2 separate regions of the Homo sapiens genome follow, and region 1 is linked to region 2. The links are chromatin loops, found by intact Hi-C in ENCODE. Cell type or tissue: endothelial cell of umbilical vein. All regions are shown on one strand. Each heading gives the region's core, and the rest is flanking DNA. Links, peaks and the distances in the headings are about the cores only. Region 1 overlaps ITGBL1 (integrin subunit beta like 1). Region 2 overlaps ITGBL1 (integrin subunit beta like 1).

The links. Hi-C counts contacts between places; a loop is a spot of excess contacts. Peaks named below come from ENCODE experiments on the same cell type or tissue, not always from the same donor. Only the 100,000 strongest peaks of a DNase experiment are listed, where the experiment ranks them.
Region 1: it touches region 2 in a loop (5-fold over the local background); 1 of 110 quality-filtered maps calls a loop at or near these places.

What each region holds. Positions count from the first base shown.
Region 1 is chr13:101,518,479-101,530,442 of GRCh38, forward strand. The region is part of intron 2 of ITGBL1 (integrin subunit beta like 1); the gene reads left to right. Among named protein-coding and RNA genes, the nearest start is that of ITGBL1, 72 kb to the left of the region's middle. In endothelial cell of umbilical vein, for the core only: no CTCF peak of the experiment used is centred there; DNase peaks (open chromatin) are centred at 2,403 and 5,493; H3K27ac peaks cover 719 bases.
Region 2 is chr13:101,656,922-101,668,885 of GRCh38, forward strand. All of the region lies in intron 7 of ITGBL1 (integrin subunit beta like 1), which reads left to right. Among named protein-coding and RNA genes, the nearest start is that of ITGBL1, 210 kb to the left of the region's middle. In endothelial cell of umbilical vein, for the core only: no CTCF peak of the experiment used is centred there; a DNase peak (open chromatin) is centred at 5,150; H3K27ac peaks cover 1,242 bases.

The sequences.
Region 1 (11,964 bases), core at 1,946-9,945, 140 kb before region 2:
GTATTTATCTTAATCTAATCAGTGTTATTGCTCCTGTCATTCAGAATCTTCTTAATTATTGATTTGGATTAATTACCTGGTGAACATTTAAAGCCAATTCAAGGGGAGAAAAAGAACAGTATATTGATTAGCACCATTACTGAGGATATCATTTCAGTTTGTCTTAGACAGGGATCCCCCAGGTATGTATAATATTGGCCTTGAGAAAATGTAATTCTGCCATACAAAGTCTAATTCAAATATAATGGCATTTATGTTTTTATCAATGTAACAATAATTTACATTAATTACATTCTTACTATGTGTTGGAGACCATATTAGTACATTGTAAACACTGTCTTGCTTAATCCAATAATCTCATGGGGATATTTACTATTTTATCTCCACTTTACAGTTGAGGAAACTGCTCAAATCACTTTTCCAATTACTCAGCTAGTTACCACAGTTAGGACTTGCACTATGTTTTTAGCTATTATACTTAGACATACAAGTTGAAGGCAGTTCTTGATGTTTTAAAGTAATTGTTGTAAAGACAGATACATGCACACCCACATGCAGAAAATACTCCTTTTTCTAATAGATACTAAACTTTAAAAATAAAGTCAGTGGTACGCATTAAAAATACGTATGTTCAAATCCGTAATGGAATATCAAGGGGAGCCTGGAAATATTTTGAAAATAAACCTTTTTGGGGGTGATGTGAGAGACAGTACCCGGGCCTCTGCAAAAATGTTTTTGATATGAGAATACTGCACTAAGGGCACCATAGTCTACCCCAGGGCTGCCTGATACAGCTATATGCAGTGATGAAAATGTTCTTCATTTGCAATGCCCAGTATGGTTGTCTATTGAGCACTTGAAATAAGCGTAGTGCAAATTAAAAACTGAATTTTTAATTTTTAAAATCTTAATTAGGTTAAATCTAAGTAGTCATATGTGGCTATTGGCTACGGTACTGCCAAGTGCAGGCTAATCTGCACTTACTCTGCTTCTTTCTCTCTCTCCCTTTACTCCCACCACTCCTTCCTTCCTGCCTGTCTGCCTGCCTGCCTGCCTGTCTTCCCTTCTTCCTGCTTTCCAATAAAGAGAATAAATATAAAGTTTGGATCAGACAAATAAAATTCGCTTTTTAATAATCTGAGTAAATGCATGCGTTTTTCCTTCTTAAATGCAAACAGTAAATAACAACACCTACTTATATCATTATTTTTAGGACTAATGAGACAATAACAGATCCTGATTATGGTAATTTTTTTGAGCTAATTAGATAATATATGTAAAGCATCAAGTAGACTTCCTGCTATAAATGATGATCCATTGGTGATGATAATGATTATGATGATGGTGATACTGACACTAATGCTGTATTCATTTAGCAAATGGGATAGAAGGAGGTCCCCATTTCTACATCAGTGTCTCATGTGGTAAAAAGATTCAGATATTTACTCATTGATGTAGTAATATATTTCCTGTCAATAAAGCCATGTGTGTATATAGTGATTTATTAGTATGGGGTAACTGCTCATGTTTGAGCATGTCGACATGCTTTTTGAGTTTAGGGTTGAAATATTAGCCTTGTGTTACTAGTAATAAAACGAAAATCCAGTGAGAGGGATTTGCTGCAGATCACATAGAATTTGTACTCAAGTTCCTGTCTTCTTTTCCATCTACTTCTCTTTCTGTGTTATCATAGTTCCCATAAAAAAATAATATGAAAGACTCTAAGATTCAATGAAAAACATAAATTTTGTGGGATTTCTTCATAACTTTTTGACACAAAATAAATAAGATGTTAGAATCAGTGGTTGAGTACGATCAAAACTCCAGATGAAATTATTTTTTGCATCTCTTTTTTTAACCAATTATTAGCAGTGCTTTTTAGAGAGCAGCATTTATTTTGTTTAACCTTGCAATGAGAGAGTTTCAGGCCCAGTTTTTTAAATGAGTGTGATAGTAGCCAATGATAGAGAAAAATCCAGTATTCCTAGGGAATAAAAATTGAAGAAGTAATCATCTGGCCTTGGAAGTATGTATCAGCATGGCCAAGTCATGTATCAGCTTCCATCTTTCACTGTTGCCATAGTTCCATGGAGGTGATGGAATCCAATCATGTTCTTTTAAAGGATAACCACTGCTCTGTTCAGGGCACCCTGCTCACTCCGTGGGGAATGCTGGAAGGATGTGGGACCCTGCAAGGCTGCCTCGCTGGAACCAAGGGATTTAGCAAATGCTAGGAAAGAAAAGCAAGTTTAAGCTGGGAATGCAAGTCATTTGCTGAGACGGCAAAACAAGAAGAGAGAAGCCAGAGGATTGCTGGCCATCACAAAGCCAAGGGGCCTAAAGGAGGTGGAAATGCAGCATACTAGAGGCCAGATGTGCTTCCACTCAAACCCATTGGTGGCAAGGGCCTGAGAAGGAAGTGGTAATGAGTCACAAGCAGGATGATACAGTATTAACCCACATCCTTTAGAAGGCTTGAACATCGTCCTTTTGTAGCTGATTCCTGTCTTAGATCAGAATGCCGACTGAGAGACAGGATTTTGACAGAAATAAAATAATAAAGGGTTACCAAGTGAAAGAGTGATAAAAAGTGCTGGAATGGAAAAATATGTAGTACATTTACAAACTCTGGGTCGATTCGAAAGAACAGAACTTTGCTAATGTAAGAGCTGTGTTTGGGGCATAGATTCTGAGATAATATTGGAAAGTTATTCCTCATCCTTTTATTCACTCATTATTTCACTTCTTCATTCATTTCCAAGCATTTTTCTAGAAGCAAGGGACATAGCAACAGATACAACTGACGAAAATCTCTGCTTACATGCATCTTTCATTGTAATATGGGAAACAGACAATAAGTGAGAAAATAAGTAAAAAATAAAGTAGGTTAGATGGTGATAAATACTACAGAAAAATTACATGGGAGGGAGGATCAGGGATTTTTGGGCCGATGAGAAGCAATTTTAAATTGGGTTGCCAGGGAAGGCCTGCAAATCCAAAGGACCTCACTTTTGTATCCAGGGAACAAGACAGAGACCAGTGTGCCTGGATCTGGACCCAAGGGAATGAGAAGGGAGGGTGGGAGGAGATGACGTCAGAGGAGTGATGGGTGGGGACAGAAGATGCCATGGAGTCTCATCGAACCAGCTCGAAGACCTGGACAGAAGAGGATTGCTTCTCCATCCTGGCAGCATGGAGAAGGCCTTGTTCCCTGTGTGATTCCCACAGGAGTGCCGAAGAGCATCCTGCCCCTTTCCTGATGTATCCATTTACAATCCGCACAAGTAAAATTGCAACAGCTGTCCCTCTGGACTAGTTCTTTTCCTTTCTTTCTTTTTCCTTACCTTTCCTTTTCTTGCTTTTTTTTTTCTTTTTGTCTTCAGCAACAGAAATTCATTTTCTCATAGTCCTGGAGGCTCAGGTTCAAGATCAAGATGCTGTTAGGATTGGCTCTAGGTGAGGCATCTCTCCTTGGCTAACAGACACCACCTTCTGCTGTGACGGCAACATGGTCTTTATGCTCACAGTGGGAGAGAAAGAGAGAGGGAGGAAGAGGGAGAGAGAGAAGAGAGCAAAGAGAAGAGAAAGAGATTGAGTGCTCTGGTGTCTTCCTATTCTTATAAAAACACCAGCTCTATGAGATCAGGGCCCCATCCTTATGATGTCATTTAACTTTAATTATCTCCTAAAAGGCCTTGTCTCTACTTACAGTCACATGGGAAGTGAAGACTTCAACATACGAATGTTGGGGGGACACAATTTGGCTCATAATAGTATATGAACTAAAGATGTAGCATTAAAAAATGTCTATATTATACTAATAAAGACCTTACAGACTAGTTACTTTGCATCCACAAAGCTACACTACAAGAAGGAGAAGAAGAAAGATACTCTTACTATTCCCTCCCTCCATTGGGCCAGCCCTGGAGGTTATGATTTCTGTTATTCTTAACACATGTCATAGAGAAATTTGAGTTCAGCTGTGAAGAGCCATTTAAGCCTTTTGAGAAGAAATATACCTTGATCAGAACCGTGATTTAGGAAGATAAACATGAACTGCTTTGTGGGAGGTAGGAAGATTAGGAGAAGGGAGACTTATCAAGTAGATTTTAGAGTACTCTAAGAAAAATTCGATGTGGCTATTATGTGGGACATTGACAGAAGTTTCCTCAGTCAGTACATATTTACTGAGTGTCTACAATGTGCCTGTATCTACTGTAACACATTTATACAGTTCTAGGTGCCAGGAACAAGTCAGGGCTCTTTGTTATTTGCCTTTGATAAAAATGATGACAAGTCAGATTTGAGGAGCTTTAAACCCAGACACAAGAAGACATTGTTTTGATCCAGGCAGACAAGTGACAAAGAGCAAGCGCAGAGAGTAGGAATGGAATAAAGTCTTGGAGTTAGGACAATGAAGCAATATCTACAAAGGACAAGCCGTTGGTTACATCGCTGCAGGCAAAATAATGCCAAATGGACAGACATCTCAAAATGCATTCCTCTCTCGTCCAAAGATTTCACCTCAGATCGCTCAGAGATGTTTTTTCTTTTATGCAAGTTAAAAATGCAGACAAATGGAAATAATGCTGCTTTATGAAAATTCAATCTTTAGCTACCTTTATTAGCACATATCTGTTCTATGAAACAAATGTTATTTGTCCATCCTAGCTCCATTTGTCCTTGAAATAAATATTTGGCCCTAGCTCCTGGATTTCTTAGGAAATTCAATTTATTGCTGGACATGTTTCAGTAATCTGTGAATGACCCCAAATTACCTGTTCATAAGAGAAGGCCAGGCCTGGATGACAAACACAGAAGGCTTTTCATTTTTCCCATGACTTCCTTTTTTGGCAAACCATCCTCTTTGTGAGAGTCCGCCTCCAAGTTGGATTAGAAGATGTCCTGGAGCGTGCAGTTCACCACCCACTATATTGTAAGCTGAAAGTGTTTTTGCTAACTGAATGTCAAATTAATGCGGTTTTGCTATCTACATGGCATGTTTTGACAAAAATACTGTGTACCTTTATTGACAGTGAACCTTCTGCTCCGGAGTAATGCTAATCCAGGACTGCTGGTTTTTCATGTTAAAACCCATAAACTTGTTATTAGAGCAGATGACTTCCAAAACGTCAAAACTAAAGATGTTGCTTATTCACTAGAGGAGTTTATGTTGTTCACATTTAAGATGATTTATTTTTATTCACTTGACAACACTTCGAACTTCAAATGGATGCACACAAGCCAATTCTTGGAGGGGTTGTGACTGCAGAAAAAAAATTAAATCTTGTGCTCATGTGTTGCTCCATCATAGTAATCCTCAGTTTTGTCCCAGAAGTAGCATGTGTCACTTCCAGTGATTCAGGACCAGCTGGTAGAAAGGACGGACATTTCATGCTGCCATGAGCAACTGCTGTGTGGTCCAGGATGACTTTTCCAAAAGCTTCACTCACTGCTCCTCAGACCACGTCTGTTTTTGTAGAGGCAAAATGAGATGGCTGAGAGAATTGTGGACTCTGGCCAAATGAGTAGTCATTCCCTGGCTGTAAGTGGGTGAAAGAGAGGTGACAGAACCATTTTTACTGCAGTGCAGTGTGATTAATCTGTGTCTTCTTAATGAGATTAAGGGGAAAAACAAACTTTTTTTTTAATTTTTTTTTTTTTTTAACTAGCTCTCCTCTATACTGCAAGTTAAACAACTTATTCTGGCAGAAGGTTGAAAGAAGGGAACAATTGCTCCTTTGCTAGAAATTCTCTTCATTAGGAGCATAGCCTTTCAAAAAACAATGCCACTCATGATATGCTTCAGATTCTATATAATCATCTCATGTTGCACTTCTCCTAATTTATTTTATAAAAGAAGTTCTTTTTTGGTGAGAGATAGATTGTAAAACTCAATGTATTCTTATTCTTTTTTTTTTTTGCAATTATTCCTGAATACAAAACTTAAAAAATGACACCAGGGCTTTATGTCTAGAGTAGACTGTGAAAAAAATGAATACACATTTATTTGGGAAAGATATTGGTGGTCATTATGCCAATTGACATATAGTTGTCATCACTGATGTAATTTTGCATTTGTTTGTGTAATTATTTAATTAACATCTGTTTCTCCTACTGTAGTATCAGGTTCTTTTTTAGTGAGAGATAGATTGTAAAACTCAATGTATTCTTATTCTTTTTTTTTTTTTGCAAATATTCCTGAATACCAAAATTAAAAAATGACACTAGGGCTTTATATCTAGGGTAGACTATGAAAAAAATGAATACACATTTATTTGGGAAAGATATTGGTGGTCATTACGCCAACTGACGTATAGCTGTCATCACTGATGTAATTTTGCATTTGTTTGTGTAATTATTTAATTAACATCTGTTTCTCCTACTGTAGTATCAGGTATATGTAGAGGTAATCACAGATGCATCGGCTCAACACTGCTTTTGGAGGGCTGCACACAACCTTGGCACATGGTTGGCACTCCATTTGTATGTTTGTTGGTGAAAGGATGAATGAATACCTATAATTGAAATTTTATGCAATTTATTTTTTATTTTTGTAGTGCTTGTCCAAGCTTTTTTGAGCACCTCTAGCTATAGAGAAAAAGTTTTCTTCATAAGGGTGCTCAATGTGTTTTCAGAAGTTTTGGATATTACAAAGTTTTTTCTTTTATTGAACTGATATATGTTCATATATAGACTTTACCATTTAAAAATAAAATAATTGTATAGAAAAATGACTGATATTAAGGGACAACCTTCTTTATGTAATTTATGTCCTGATTAATGGACTTTTCTTGTTTGGGATTCATTCCTTTTCATTCAAGCATTGTTCACAAAACTGGATTAGTTGTTAATTACAAATGGCCTAAACTATTTTAAGAAAGAATTTTATTATGGAAAAATAAGAGTACTATAAAAAAAGTTAGTTGGGGTCACCTTGTCTATTGCAACTAAAATAGAATTGACTCAGAGCTACATTTTCATCACCTCCTTTTCTTGGCCCCCTTATTCTGGCCTTAGATTACTCTGCAGAAACACAGGCACCTTGTTTTTTTTTTTATGTGGAAAAAATTAGGTTTCTTTTTCTTATTCTTCCACTATTCCAGATGAATTCCGTGTCTATTTTCTAATAAATGCTAACTATTTTGAAGAGAAATGCATTACTCCCATAGAAAGAACAAATACTTGCAATCAGTGATGTTTTACACTTACTATTTCTATTTTAATTTGTATTTATTATAAAAATAGGGGATATGTGCACACTTGAAAACATTCTCGTTGTGTAACATTAGAGTATTACAGTTAAAACTGAAGCCCTCTTTAAGCAGTAATACCTCTATTATTAAGCATTTAAATATATATGCATATATACATATATCATTGTTTTTATGGGTTTTGATATGTGGTACCTCAAGACTCTCTTCTCTCTATTTTTCCAAATCAATATCAGTGAATCATAAATTTTGCATTTTCATATATGTTCATATATATTTCTGATATATGTTGTTTGTTTTTACTTTTGAAAAATAACAACCCTATTTTGATTACTTCACATCAAGAAGTCTGTTTCACTCTTACCTTTAGATTGTTCTGCCTTCAAATACAAACATTTTACTTGAAACTGTGGCAGTAAGAACTCTGGAGCCAAAGGCTAGTTTCTTCTTCTTCTTCTTCTTCTTTTTTTTTTTTTTAAATACTTTAAGTTCTGGGATACATATGCAGAACGTGCAAGTTTGTTACATAGGTATACACATGTCGTGGTGGTTTGCTGCACCCATCAACCCGTCATCTACATTAGGTATTTCTTCTAATGCTATCCCTTCCCTAGCCCCCCACCCCCTGACAGGCCCCGGTGTGTGATGTTCTCCTCCCCATGTCCATGTATTCTCATTGTTCAACTCCCACTTATGTTTATTGCAGCACTATTCACAATAGCAAAGACTTGGAGTCAACCCAAATGCCCATCAATGATAGACTGGATAAAGAAAATGTGGCACAGATACACCATAGAATAGTATGCAGCCATAAAAAAGGATGAGTTCATGTCCTTTTCAGGGACATGGATGAAGCTGGAAACCATTATTCTCAGCAAACTAACACAGGAATAGAAAGCCAAAGGCTAGTTTCTAGGCGCTCTTTTGGTTTGATTTTGAAATCTGAAAAATCAGCATTGAAGTTATATGTGTGTGTGTGTGTGTGTGTGTGTGTATGTAAGAAAAGTTCAGTAAACACCTTTAGCACCCAAATTAAACACTAGTTAGCATTTTTCTATAATATATTTTTATGTTTATTCATCTATAATGCCATCATAGATTTATGTATTATCTGCTTATAATTTTTTCTGAATTATTTGATAAGTTGCAGGTATCATGGCATTCTACCCCCAAATACTCCAGCTTGCATTTACTAAAAATAAGAACATTTTCTTGTATCAACATAATGCCATAATCACACCCAAGAAAAATAATAATTTCTTATATAATATCTAATTTAAAGTAACATTTTCCTATTATTTCCAGAATATTTTTAAAGCTAGATACCTTCTTTGATTCTATGCCAACAAAAATTCAGACACCCTAGTTATGTCTCTTTAGTCTCTTTTTTAAAAAATCACATCTATTAAGATAAAATTTGACTTCAATGAATCGCACCCATTTAAAGTATACACTTTAGTGCATATTGCCCATACATGCATGTTTGATTCTAACTTCATGATCAAGATACAAAACAATATCATCATCTCCAAAATATTTCCTCATGTCCCTTGACTATTCATCTCTCCTTCCATCAGCCCATAGGCAACCACTGAGCTACTTTCTGTTGTTAAAAGTTAGTTTGCATTTCCTATAATGTAATATAAAAGGAATGTTGTACATTGTACTCTTCTGTGTCCAACATCTTTTGCTCTGCATGCTTTTGAGATTCATCCATGCTGTTGCATATAGTAGTACATGTATGGATATATCACTATTTCCTTCACCATTCAACTATGGATGGTCATTTGAGTTGTTTCCATTTGAGGCTATCATGAATAAAACTATGATGTATATTCATTCCTAAGTTTTCATGTAGGCATGTGTTTTGTTTCTCTTGAGTAAATGCAATAATACATTTAATTTTAGAAGAAACTGCGAAACAGTTTTAATAATCCTCAACAATGTCTGGGAGTTCTGGTTACTCTGTATCTGTCAAGACTTGTTTTTTTCAGAGTTTTAATTTAGCCATTCTAATAATGTGCTCAACTTTCACTGATATCAAATTTCAGTTAAATTTTACTAGTATCAAATTTCACTGATAAGTATGTTTTGAATATTTTCATATGGTTATTGGCCATTTATATACATTCATTTGGAAAGTGAATGTTCAAATTTTATCGTATTTATTTAGGAATTTGTCTTCTCATTACTCAGAAGAACATTTATATATTCTTGATAGGAATCCTTTGGCAGGTATACATATTGCAAGTAATTTTTCCCATTCCATAGCTTGCCTTTTACTTTTCTTATTGTATGCTTTGAAGGTAAAATGTTTATGGTTTTGCTAAAATCCAATTTGTAGATTATTTTTTCTTTAATGGCTCATATGTTTTGTTTGCTATATAAGCAACCTGGTGTTTTCTTCTTGGAAAATGTTTTATTACAAAGTTATTGTTTTTATATAAAAATATATATAGGTTTATTAATATTTAATGGTTTATTAATATTTTTCTTTTTTGTCAGTTTTTATATTTCTGTCTTTCAGTGAATTTATCCATTTAATCTAAGTTTTCAATTTATTGGCATAGAGCTATTTATAATATTGTCTTATTGCCTTTATAATATTCAAGGAATCTCTAGTTGTGCTCACTCTAATTTAGAATATTGTAATTTGTTTATTACTTGTGTTTTTAACATAAATGTTTGTGTACATTGTTGTTTATAAATTTCAGTGATCTTTCCAAGAAGTCAGCTTTTGGCCTCATTGATTTTTCTCTATAGTTTGTTTTTTTATTTCCTTTATTTTAGCCCTTATATTTATTAATTTATTTGTGCCATGTTGTGTTCTTCTTTTCCTAGATTCATAAGGAGAACTCTTAGATCATTGATTTTTAGCATTTTATTTTGTTATTATTTTGCTTAAAATATTTTTTAAATTTATTTGTGATTTCTTATTTTACCTATGGTTTAGAAACAAGTTGTTTGTTCTCCACATACTGAATGTATATAATGAATGTTCTGTCAAAGTCGTTAAGTAGTTCTTAAAATGAAATTAACAGAAGAGGGAGCTTTGTAAAGGTAAACAAGGATTTCTGAACTTCAAAATTATGGATCAAGTAATTTTCTATAAAAATAAGCATAGCAAAATATTTAGGCCCAATCCCATAGTAAGATATTGTAAGACAAAAGAGAATGAGACAAATAACATCCCTAGAGGTAATAAAAACTAGTCAAATAAAATAAATAAAAATATCAACTTGTATTTCAAAACTAGCTAAATGACATTAAGAATATAATGCAAAACATGGAATAACATTATAAAACAGAATTAGAAAAACTCAAAAATTAGGCACTATACCATAGGGAAAAATAGAAATGAAAGAAAATAATAATTTCAGAAATGAAGACTAAACTAGAAATATCAAAAGAACAAATAAACACATGGATAATGCTTTAAGAAAAACCGAAGTTGAAAGTAGAAAAAAATTGAGAAAGAGAAATGCAGAAAGAAATACATATAATTTGAGAGAGAAATTGAAACGTGGAATATGAATAAAGAACTTCTTAAATATGGTTAATAGGCATCTCTAAAGAAAAAAAAAGCAAGGGAAAGAACTGATACTAAAATCTATAATTCAGAAAAAGTTTCTGCAGTGAGAAAAAGATGAAAAAGATTTCAAACTACGTGTTGAAACAGCATACCAAATGCCACATTGACCAGAATTAACCAAGACCAAAATATGTTCTAATAAAACTACCAGATTCTAAAGAAAAAGAAAGAAAAAATAACAACTGGGCATCCAGAAAGAACAGTAAGTGACACTGGAAAAAGAAAACTATGTTAGCATCCCTATTTTTGGCAAGTATAGTTTACTCCAGAAGAAAATGAGGCTACATAGTTCATGTGGTTTGGCTCTGTGTCACCACCTTGAATTGTAATCCCCACGTGTTGAGGGAGAAACCCAGTGGGAGGTGATTGGATCACGGGGGTGGTTTCCCTCATGCTGTTCTCATGATAGTGAGTGAGCTCTCATGATATCTGATGGTTTAAAAGTGGCACTTCTGCCTTTGCTCGTTTTCTCCTGCCGCCATAAAAGACTTGCTTTGCTTCCCCTTCTGCCATGATTTAAGTTTCCTGAAGTCCCTGCAGCCAAGTAGAACTGTGAGTCAATTAAACCTCCTTCCTTTGTGAATTACCTAGTCTCAGGTAGTTCTTTTTGGCAGTGTGAAAACGAACTAATTCAGCAGTTAAGATAATCAAGAAAAAAATAACTTGTGAGCCCACAATTTTCTATCTAAAAAAATCACCTTCCAGTATAAAAGGCGTAGACAAACTGTTATCTATAAGGAAGAACTCAGGGAATATTGAGTAATCTAATAAAGAAACAGCCTAAAACAACCAAAATGCCTAGAGAGAAGAGACAGGTGGTACACATTAAACACTGGTGGGAAGCATTAAAAACATAGTTACTTTTGTTGACAAGTCTTACTTTAGTACGAAGACTAGAACAAGTCTTAGTGTAGAACTATGACTAAATGCAGGTTAATGGGGGAAAAGTATGAAATGTAATTATATATAGAGAGAGAGAGAGCGCGAGGGGAGAGAGAGAGTAGTGATGGACAATCAAATTACATTTTCACTTTAAAGAAAATAATATACTATAGTGATGTCTACTAGTATCTTATAAGTAAGAGTAATTATAATAATATTAGCAATTGCCTTGCTGCTTCTGTGCCAGGCATAATTGGGTGCCATGTATCAGGGTGA
Region 2 (11,964 bases), core at 1,665-9,664:
TCCCAGTATTGCTTCTATTTTTTTTTCTTTTTTTCTTTTTTTTTTTAATTATACTTTAAGTTTTAGGGTACATGTGCACATTGTGCAGGTTAGTTACATATGTATACATGTGCCATGCTGGTGCGCTGCACCCACTAACTCGTCAGTATTGCTTCTATAGAAGGCTAGCCCAAATGCAGAGAGGAAAATGGCTTGACTTGGCCTTAAATATAATGAAGCTTGTACAGTGTGCATTGTGTTTTAAGTTTGAATATGAATGTAACTGCTACATGTATTGTATTAAATTAATGAACTTTTATTATGCTTAGCCCAGTGTATCCTCAGTTTTTAATTCAAGTTGCACAAAAATTTATTATTTTGCTTCTTGATAAAATGATTTATTAATATTTTATTCAACCTCATTGTTTTAAGCTTTTCTGAAACATATTCCCTCTTTAATCAATGATGATATGCTAGCTTTAGGTAAACGGTCTGATGTTAACACATATACAGAGAGTATAAAATTCCACTTGACTCCTCAAGTGCCCATCAAACATTTTCTTTAAAACTCCTTTGATACATCTTAGTCCCATTCTGCATTTTATATGGGTCCCATTCTTTGATTTTCATTTGTTTTATTACATTTGAGTCTCTTTACAAATTAGCTAAATATGCCTAAACTCTAATGGTGTTGTTGTAGATTTTTTAAAGTTACAAAATATTTTGAGATTGGTTTTCTACTTGTTGAAACTGGACTTCATATTGCAGGGTAATATTCCCCCATGGGGCCATCAGTATTCATAAATCTATTTGATTTACATGTTGAACACTACATGTTCCGTAAAATACCTAGAATGCTGCACATGTGGATGAATATTAATGATTGTCTCTACAAATAATAAAGCAAAGAACAAATGACCTCTCTTTAATAATCTAGTGTTACAGCAGTCCTGAAAGAAGTGGGCAGAGCAAGGGTCCCCAGCCCTCACAGCTCTTCTTATCCTTTGGGTAGCACACAAGAGAAAGAAGTGCATTTGAGAGAGTTCATGAGCAATTTTAAAAGACTTCTGTAGGAAGATAGATGCTTTTATCCAAAAAATGGTCTACTTACTGATTTAAGTGATTACATCTGCATTCTCTCTTCACTAGGAAAGAATGGCCAATTAATCAAACTTAAAGTAAATTCATCTACATTTGAAATTCTGTCAGGTATAATTCAAATGTGTACTTTGGCTGGTACCAAATATGTATGCTCCTTTTAAGAAACAATGCCATATTTTGGGATAAAGTTCAACTGCAATTTAAGTCATGAAAAAGGCTACTGGGAGAATGACCTTAATTAAAATAAATCATTTTCAAATTGTTCCTAACTAAAATATTTGTTATAATTTTAGATGAAATTATATTGCATTGTTTACTCATATCTGGAAAAATAGGTGTAGTTAAAATACTAGAAGAAAATCAGTTGAAACATTAACAGTATTTGTTCCTAAAGCTATGTTTAATAAGGAATTTTCTGCCTTCTACTTATGTGTTTTAAAAAAATTAAAGTGATCGTGTATTGCTTTAATATTATGTGTGTTGCTTTGATAATACTTTTTAAATCAGTTAAATTATAATCTAAAATAAAAGGTGATTTTAGTGCATATACATGCATGTGTATGCATGTATATGCATATGTGTCTTATATACTTATATTAAAATTTTGAACTGGCAATTAGGGAAGTGGTTTTTTAAACTGGGATAATACATTTTAAAAATATGTAGTGGATGGGAATCTCAGGTAATGGCATAAAAGTGCTAATGACCTGCACAAGCATTGAATGAAAGATGCAAATGAGCAGCTTAATGGAAAAAATATGAGGAACTTGGTGCTAAATCATTCACAGTCAACCTGTTTCTGGGCTGGGGTTTCCTAAGCAGCGGAGCACCTCCCTCACTACCGTCTATTGAAAGTCAGCTTTTAAACAATAATAGTAATAAATAATAAAAAATAATAAAAATATACATATATCAAACAAACTTTGACACCATGGTGTACATTTTAGATAAATCAATATTTGTTAGACTACAGCACTAACAAGTTTCTATCTTAAACATTATAGTGACCCCTAATCAGGCCTTAGAGTGGTGATTGAATTTTTTTTTTTTTTTTTTTTTTGAGGCGGAATCTCGCTCTGTTGCCCAGGCTGGAGAGCTGGAGTGCAGTGGGGCGATCTCAGCTCCTCAGCTCACTGCAACCTCTGCCTCCCATGTTCAAGGGATTCCCCTGCCTCAGCCTCCAGAGTCTACTTAAAACACATAAATAGAAGGCAGAAAATTCCTTATTAAACATAGCTTTAAGAACAAATACTGTTAATATTTCAATTGATTTTCTTCTAGTATTTTAACTACACCTATTTTTCCAGATATGAGTAAACAATGAGATATAATTTCATCTATAATTATAACAAATATTTTAGTTAGGAACAATTTGAAAATGATTTATTTTAATTAAGATCGTTCTCCCAGTAGCCTTTCTCAAGACTTAAATTGTGGTTGAACTTCATCCCAAAATATAGTATTATTTCTTAAAAGGAGCAAGTATATTTGGTACCAGCCGAAGTATACATTTGAATTATTCCTGCTGACAGAATTTCAAATGTAGATTAATTTACTTTAAGCTTGATTAATTGGCCATTCTTTCCTGTAGCTGGGACTACAGGCATGTGCCACCGCACCTGGCTAATTTTTTGTATTTTGAGTAGAGGTGGGGTTTCACCGTGTTAGCCAAGATGGTCTTGATCTCCTGACCTCGTGATCCACCCACCTCAGCCTCCCAAAGTGCTGGGATTACAGGTGTGAGCCACCGCACAGGTCCTGGTGAGGTAATTTTTAAGTAACTATGTATCTGTTCATATGTAAGTATATGTGTGTAGGAGTGCAGATGCCAGTGTGTTTGGACCTCTGGGGAAGGAGAGGGTAAGCAAGAGATATGATGCAACTCAGCCTCAGATGAGCTCAATCACTCACAGAATTAATTAAGGTAATTGACCCTCATTCACTTCTGGGTTCCTCAATAACAGCACTACTAACATTTTGGACCAAATAATTATTTGCTGTGGAGACTGTTCTTCTGTGCATTGTAGGGTGTTTAGGAGCCTCCTTGACCTCCACCCTATAGATGCCAGTAGCACTGTAACCACCAGACAGGTTCTTCCTGCCCGCTGAACAAAGTTAATTCATGGAGACCATAACATTGCAGTAAAGAAATAGTTTAATAAAGTTGAGGCCGGCCACACCACGTGGGAGACAGTTGTAACTCAAATCAATTTTCTTGAAGGCTCAGAGGTTAGGGGTTTTTTCAAAGATAGTTTGGTGGATAGGGGCCCAGGGAGTGGGGAGTGCTGATTGGTTGGGTCAGAGATGAAATCATAGGGAGTTGAAGCTGTTCTCTTGCTCTAAGCCAGTTCCTGGGTGGGAGCCACAGGACTCAGGACTGGTTGGCAAATGCTGGTGGGGCCATCCAGTTTTCAGAAATGCAAAATCCTGAAAAGACATCTCAAAAGGCTAGTCTCAGGTTCTACAATAGCAATGATATCTGCAGGAGAAATTGGAGAAGTTGCAAATCTTACGACCTCTGGAATAATGGGTGTTAATTATGTAACTATGTTTGCATCTTAGCAGAATTCAGGTCCCTCTCATCTTCCTAACCTGGTGGCCTTTTATTAGTTTTACAAGGGCAGTTTACTTTTGGGGAAGGGCTATTATCATTTAAACTATAAACTAAATTTCTCCCTAAGTTAACCTTGCCCATGCCCAAAAATGTGCGAAGACAGCCACCCTTGAGGCTAGAAGCAAGATGGACTCAACCATGTCAGATTTCTCTTACTTTCATAATTTTGCAAAGACAGTTTCAAGACCTCTCTATTGTTATATCTAAAAATGCCTCCAAACATTGTCAAATGTCTGGCATTTTGTGAGCAGGTGGTTGGGATGGGTAGGAGGTTGTCTGGGATTGAGAAACACAAAACACTGCTCTAAATTTGTTACCAAGGGGTGAATCATTTTGCGGGGAATATTTCATCCAGATGCTCTATAGTCTTTTCCATACAACTGTTGACATTCAATTAAAGAAATATGAAACAGGACTAAGGAAACAACAACAGACAGTAGTAGCAGATGCATAAATGACCAGTTATTAGGAATTAACGGATATACATATTTAAATAACTATAACAAACATAGTAAAAAAAAAAATGGCAAGGTGGGTAATTGGACAATATCCAGTCTAAAGTACAGATAACTCAAAGAATATTGTTTTTCCTGACTTTGGTTCATGGTGGTTTGCTTCCTTGTGTGTGTATTTTTTGGTCTTCAGTTTCGAGCTTATCCTAAACTCCGGAATATCTTGAAACCTAAGTTCAGGACACGTTTTTCAATAAGTTTTGTCCATTTTTGAGATGAATATTACTGATCTTGCACCTCTTCAGTCCTCATTTCATGACACCTACTCCCCGGCTTACTCAGGTAGTCTTGGGTCTATCTTTTCCACCTTTATGGCCTGAAGTACCAATGTAGGAATTTACCCACAGAGCTCCTTTCATGTGAGCTTATGGTTTATTCCTCTTGCTTCAGCTTATAGCTCTTGTTTTCGGGTTTCCTGAAGGATATTACTTCCTATAAGTCCAGTAATAAAACAAACAATTGATATTTGGTATAATAGATTATTTGGTCTTTGCATTGCTGGAAGCTAAAGCCCATATACTGTGTGCTTCATTGTAATATATCTTTCATCATGCTATTTCAGAATGTGACAATTACTAAAAGCTGACATTTGAGATCATATCACCACCTAATATTTTTTTTCAAAAGTAAAAGTAAAGTGGAAGATAAACGAGAAACTTAGAAAAGACTAGGTTTAGAAAGTTTATTAATTATACTTCTGAAAAAGCAATTGTCATTTTCTAAACGGATAAAAATGAACTGCAAATTAAAATTCCCAGTGGAATTAATGCAGTGACTCATTACATAATACATCATGGGCAAGTAATCCATCCTTTGTACTCTCAGGCAATCGGATGTATTTAAGCCAAAGATAATTCAAGACAAAAGTAATCAGGGTTCCTCCAACATCGCTTTTTATGTGACATAGAGCTTATCATTGTTTAAAGCATCGAACTGCTTAGGCATTCTTTGTTCTCTTTTATTGCCTTCATTTCATTGTCTGAATAGCTTTTGTAGTATGATGTTAACTATCACTGTTTGGACTGATTGAATAGTTTATTTATTTTGATAACCATCAGGTGAAAGCAAAAGTCATTTCATGGCAATTTCCTGTTACTTCAATGAGACACTGCTTTCCAAAAATGGCAAGAATGTTCTTGACAATTAGCATTTACACGTGATTTTAAAATTTTACTTTGTTTTTATTCTTCCATATGAGCTCTTTTGATTTTATTGAAGCTTTGAATGAGTGAGACATAAGCACAGTTTAAGTTGTATGATGGGAGCTAAAGTAAGTTTAATTTCAATTTCAAGCAAATACTATTTATTCTACATTTTCTATAGTCAGGGAGACATGAGGGCTTGCATGAAGGACCTGCATGTCAAATTCCTCTATTTTCTGACTTTTTTCCATTACCAATATAGACATAATCACATACATTTGGTTGTTCTTACTTTTCCAACAGCCTCCCTCCCTTTCTCTTTACTGTAATTGGAAGCATATTTCCATCTCTTCCTCTGTCTCCATCCCTCCCACTTTGATATTCTTATTAAAGTGGAATATTTCCTCTTATCTGGTAGAATGTGAGGAAAATAGGGCACCCTAATTTATTTGATCACCGTTCAGTTTTTCTCGGTAACTAAGTTTGTCCCTGAAAGTTTCTGGTCTCACTTATGGTTACATTGTTAATTATCTTGGAATAGTGAAAAAGATAGTCAATATTTTTTTTTCATATGTCTTCCCACAGTGTCTGAACTATTTCCATGATTTTTTGACTATTCGCTTTTGTCTTTGTAGAAAATATTCATTAGGATATAATTTACAAATCTAATTTTCATAGTTCTGGATCACTTATTGCCCCAGTAAATTCCATTATTTGGAACTGTACCTCTATACTTAACTACTAGTGAATGGCAGAAGGTGTTTCTCTATCCTAGCTTCTTTAGGGAAAGAAAGATTATTTGAAGGGAACCACAAGCAGCTTTGTTTCTATCTGTGATGGAAGATAACAATTTTAATATTTAAATAGATGTTGAATAAATGAGTATGATTTTTATATGTACATTACATAGTAATAATAGTAAATGTCTTTGGGAAAAAATGCAAATAATACCATGATAGATGCTATCAGAGTCTAATAGATTATATAACTTGACTGCACATATTTGAAACATTTAAGTAGAAAACAGGACTGGTAGTTACAACTGGTGTAGCTTTATGAATCTCTAATTCTATTACATCTGAGACACTTTAGAGATCGCTTGATCTAGTCTCTTTGTGCAGAAAACAAGGAACTGAATCTTTGAGAAGCAAAAGTGGCTTATCCAGGCTACATAATTAAAACTGTCATCAAAATGGGCCTCCCAGCTGCCATCACAGTGCTTGGCCCATACCAACCATTGATTCTTACTTTCCTATCAGGCCTGGGCATATTCCAGTCTGTCCACCATTTCTTGTGCATATCCTTACAATAAACATGAAATTTATATTTTATAATCCAAATTGAGGTAATGTTCCATTTGACTGTCATACAAGGTTTCCCAATCAAAAGCAGATGAGATAGTGGTTGAGGCCAAGGCATCCTGGGTATTAGTTATGTATTTAAATTCTCTAATTAATTGTCTCCAGGAAGGAAACAAATGTGTACACTTTGGAATTTGTCTGTATTACTACTAATGTAAAATAAACATTGCACTAAAACTTGGATGATGATTGAAAAAACAATTTAAAAACCATGAAAGAACACCACAAAATATTTTTCTTACTTGAACTACATTAATGTTCAAGGTGGCCTAAGGGAAAGAGAGAGAGGAAGTGCTGTTTTAAAATGTTCTCTCTCTCTCTTGAGAAACAGCAGATTTATTGTCATAATAATCTCAAAATGCTTTTGAGGAGGTCAGCAGATATAAAGTACATGCAGATTGAGTGTAATCATTATATGAAAAATTAACCACATGAACAATGAAATGGTACTGTGGTAGCAGCCCTTTGTCAAATTAATGTTCTGAAGAGTGTTATTTGTGAAATACAAAGGCTCTGAAAATAAGTGGACTGGACTAACTTCGCAGTTTTATGTGCTACATTTGTAACTGGATTCCAGAAAAAATTATTAGGAGAAGGAGAATTTAGAGCTTAACATTCTGTTCACCTAATATAAAGTTACAGAGTGTCAGATCAGATAGCATCATCCAATTAGTCAATTTACATTGACATAATATATATGGGACTTCCATAATGAACAATAGTCAAAATGTATTATTTTGGGAAATCTTGAATCAAATTATTTACAGGTATCCTGAGAGATCTCTATTATAATAATTGTAAAAGGCAGCAATAGCTTTCTGAAAAATATTTATATATTGTTTCTTTTTTAAATATTGTTTAATTATACTTATTTTTTATTTATGTCTATAATGTAAGGTAAGGGTTAAAAATACTGTTTAAATGCAGTTGGGATATATAATTGATCCAGGATCAATTTATTGAAAAATAAACTTTTTTCACTGCACTGTAACATTAGCCCACCATAAATCAAGTGACCTTATGTGTATGAACCTGTTTGTGGTGTTTCTATTCTGTTTCATTTGCCTATTTGTCTGATCTTGTACTAGCAATCCATTCTTGTTTGTTTGGTTGGTTTTTGTGAGATGAAATCTCACTCTGTTGCCCAGGCTGGAGTGCAATGGCATCATCTCAGCTCACTGCAACCTCTGCTTTCCAGGTTAAAGTGATTCTCCTGCTTCAGCCTCCCCAGTAGCTGGGATTACAGGCACCCACCACCACACTCAGCTGATTTTTGTATTTTTAGTAGAGATGATGTTTCGCCATATTGGTCAGGCTGATTTTGAACTCCTGACTTCAGGTGATCTGCCTGCCTTGGCCTCCCAAAGTGCTGAGATTACAGGCATGAGCCACCTCACCCAGCCAATACATTCTTAAATACTATAGCTTTACAGTATGTTTTAAAATCTGATATTGACATCTGTCCACCAATTTTTTTTTTCTCAGCAAGGCTTTGGCTATTTGTATGCCTTTGCATTTGTGTATAAATTTTAGAATAAACTTGTGAATTTTCTTAACATGAAAACTGTTGGGATTTTGATGTGGATGCATTAAATCTATAAATCAATTGACAGAATTGACAGCATTGATGTTCTAATCTATAGCCTTCCTTTTTATTTGTATATTTTTTAATTCACTTAATAATTTGTAGTTTTCTATAAAGAGGTCTTGACATATTTCATGAATATTCCTATTTTCTGTTTTTTATATGTTATTATAAATGACATAATTTTAAAAATTTATATTTTAAATGTTTGTTTCTACTATATAAAAATATAACTATTTTTAAAATTATTAACCACTTGTATCTAGGGACCTTGCTAAATTAATTTATTAATTGTATGTAGCTTCTTTTATATTTTCTACCTATATAATCATGTCATATGTGAATAATGACTGTAGCATTTCTTCCTTTCTGTACTGTTTGTATTTCTTTTTCTTGCTTTGGGGCAATTAGCTATGGCTTCTGTGTAATGTTGGTTAGGTGTAGTGATAGTGAGCATTCTTGTCGTGCTCCCAATCTTGGAGAAAATGCTTTGTGAAAGCTATCAGAATCAAAATGGAATCACTTTTGTCAAACCCTTACAAAAAAAAGTGGGGAATATGAAGGGAGGGTTCTTATGCACAATTGCCTAATAACAAGAACTATCATAAGAGACTGCCAAAACCACAGCGTTGCACAAAGACCACCACAGTCTTACACACACAAAAATATATATACTTATGTGAGGATCTGCCCAGCAACTGCCTGCCTAACCTTGGACGGACACTGGCTTTGTTATTGATCCTTGTAGCCAGGGATAATTATCTCAAAATAACTTATATAACCTCCTCATTTTACCTTCAAAAACCCTTGTCTTTTGTTTTCCTCCCCTGAAGGTGTCTGTAGTTTACTATGCTATGTTATTCCATGCTGTACTGCCCACTGCCAGATAAACTTATTATCTTTGGAGAATGTCTGTCTTTCTGCCCATTATTAAGACTGACATAATCTGGTATCAAGAAATGGGACAGAAGTAAGCTCACCTGGAACAGCCGGGCAGCCCCTGGAATCAAGTGCAGTACCAACTGAATGAACCCTTTGTACTCTCTGCTTCCAGGAGTCACCTTTTCTGCCCTGGTGATTCTCCTCTTAAATTCTTGGACTGCCTCCTTTTAGTGAGTTCTTTTGACTTGACTTGGGACCGCACTGGTTTATCCGGTTGCCTCAAGTAGAAGATATTGCATCCCTCTTGGAACTGTGAGCCTGTCTTCTCTGGCAAGTTCTTTTTAATAGAAGGACAAGTATCTTTCCAGAGAGTTCTTGGATTTCTGCAGAACTTACATTATTTGTGAGGCATGTTTTTTTTTTCTCGTGAATTCACTTTTGATTTTTTCTTCATGTTTGATTTAATGTTTTGTTTGATCTGTACCACTGGCTTAAAATTTTTGTGAGTACAGAATTTTGTTTTATTTTTGTTTGGTTACATGTGTCTAATGATTTAGCAATTTTATGTTTTTCTCCCTCTTGTTTATGAACATCTTTTGAAAGCAAAAATAGGCATTTTAAACAGTGGATGTGGGATGGCAAATTGAAAGTCACTAGAGCAGTCACCACCATCTTTGTGGCACCTTAATAATAAGAGCCTCAGAGAAAAAGTCTCCCATGTCAAGATCAACTGTTACGGACAGGCAAGGTCACCTTCAGGAACCCAGTCGGTTCCAAGAAAAATTCTATACAATGAAGGAAACTTGGTCACAGGTCAAAGAATTAGGGCACAAGCCATCTGCCAAGTATGAAATAAAGGAATCTTGTGCCACGTACACTTGTGAAAGCAAAACGATTTGTCCAAATCCTTAAAATTCCTTGACAGGGCTTATAGGATTATCTGTCGCTCTCCAGAGATTAATAAGAAACTGAATGACATTCCAAAATTCTAAGACATGCCAAACCCTTAGACTGCTATACATTCAAAATTTATGGTCCATTCTCATGAACATTTTTTTAAACTGATGGGAAAATTACACCAAGAATAATGTATGGCCATTATGGAGATTGTTTTGGCCTTCCAAGCTTGTTTTTCTCAGAAATGAATTAGAAAAGTGCAACTAGAGGGCTAACATATAGTCTTTTAAGTTTCCTATTTTTCTATTTTATCTCTGCCTATTTGAATATACTGACGTTTTTGCTTGCATTGGAAGAGAAACTCTCTGCTGCAATTGTTCTTGAAACTAAAATAGGTCAAAGTCTGCTTGGAGATTATTTTTCTCATGGCATTTCAATGAAACATAAACAGCAAGGAATTAATCCTTAATCTAATTTAACACTGAGAAAAAAAAAAAGGAAAAGAAAGTAAAAGGGACTTATTAAAACAAAGTTGCTAGAGAAACTGCTTTACCCAAAATTTGATGCACAGCCTTCATAATATTACCCATCAGGACAAATGAAAATCTTAAGTTTAGCCATGTGAACATTTCCCATTGTGTCAGAAACTGAATTTAGATTCAATTGTCCTTTTATAAACCATTGAGTTTATATTACTATTTTACTGTCTCATGACTAAAATTTTTAAATGAAAGCTATAAGATCTTTGTGTGTATATGTGTTTATGTGTGTTTAGACACATATGCATGTGTTATGTTGTATGTTGTATATACATAATACAATCTGGCATAGTTGGCCAGAAATCCTTTAAGGAATTCTTTTCAAGTTGGCTTAGAGATAAGATATGCAAATGACACTTAAAAGTGTAAAAAAAAAAAAACCCCAAATGCCTTTTAGCTCATGGGATTCATATGAATCTTTGATAAATAAATTGGTTTTAAATTTGTTGGTAAAATAAAAATTTGTTTCAGAATTGTTAGCTTACATTTTGTTGCCTGGGTTTGCTGGTTAGACAGGATTACATTGATCTCTGTTAGATGTTTTACAGTCATAAAACTATAAATTCAGCTTAGGCCAGGTGCAGTTGCTCATGCCTGTAATCCTAGCACTTTGGGAGGCCAAGGTGGGTGGATCACCTGAGGTCAAGAGTTCGAGACCAGCCTGACCAACATGGTGAAAACCTGTCTCTACTAAAAATACAAAAATTAGCCAAGCATGGTGGTGGCCTCCTATAATCCCAGCTACTTGGGAGGCTGTGTCAGGAGAATCACTGGAAGCCAGGGGGCAGAGGTTGCAGTGAGCTGAGATCATGCCACTTCACTCTAGCCTGGGTGAAAGAGTGAAACTCCATCTCAAAAAATAGGTAAAATAAAATAAAATATATTCAGCTTAATAGCAAAATAGATTTTGTTTGTGTAGCTCTTTAAAAAAGATGACTAATATTGTTGGTTTAAGAAAAACAGCTGTATTTTCTGAGTTACTGGCAAAATACCCATATATTTCAGGTTCCTACTTGGGTGATGAACACCTGATATTCACAGGCTTCAAAAATAGTTAACAGAGAATCAACTTGAAATGAGAACTAGCTTGTCTAATATCTCAGTTTTCATGAATAATCTGGTATAATTGTTTAAAATAAATAGGTGAATATAAATGGTATAAATGTGTATAAATGAACTTTTCATGTAATTTCAGATGTTAAAATTATGTTATTTTGAATTAAGTAATATTCATAAACTGGATTATTTCCAAATAAGATAAAATAATAAACATTAATTTCTGATCAGAGGTTCATGTTTATTTAATTTTGGCTTCTTAAATTTTACAGGAAAACACAATATATTTGGATCTA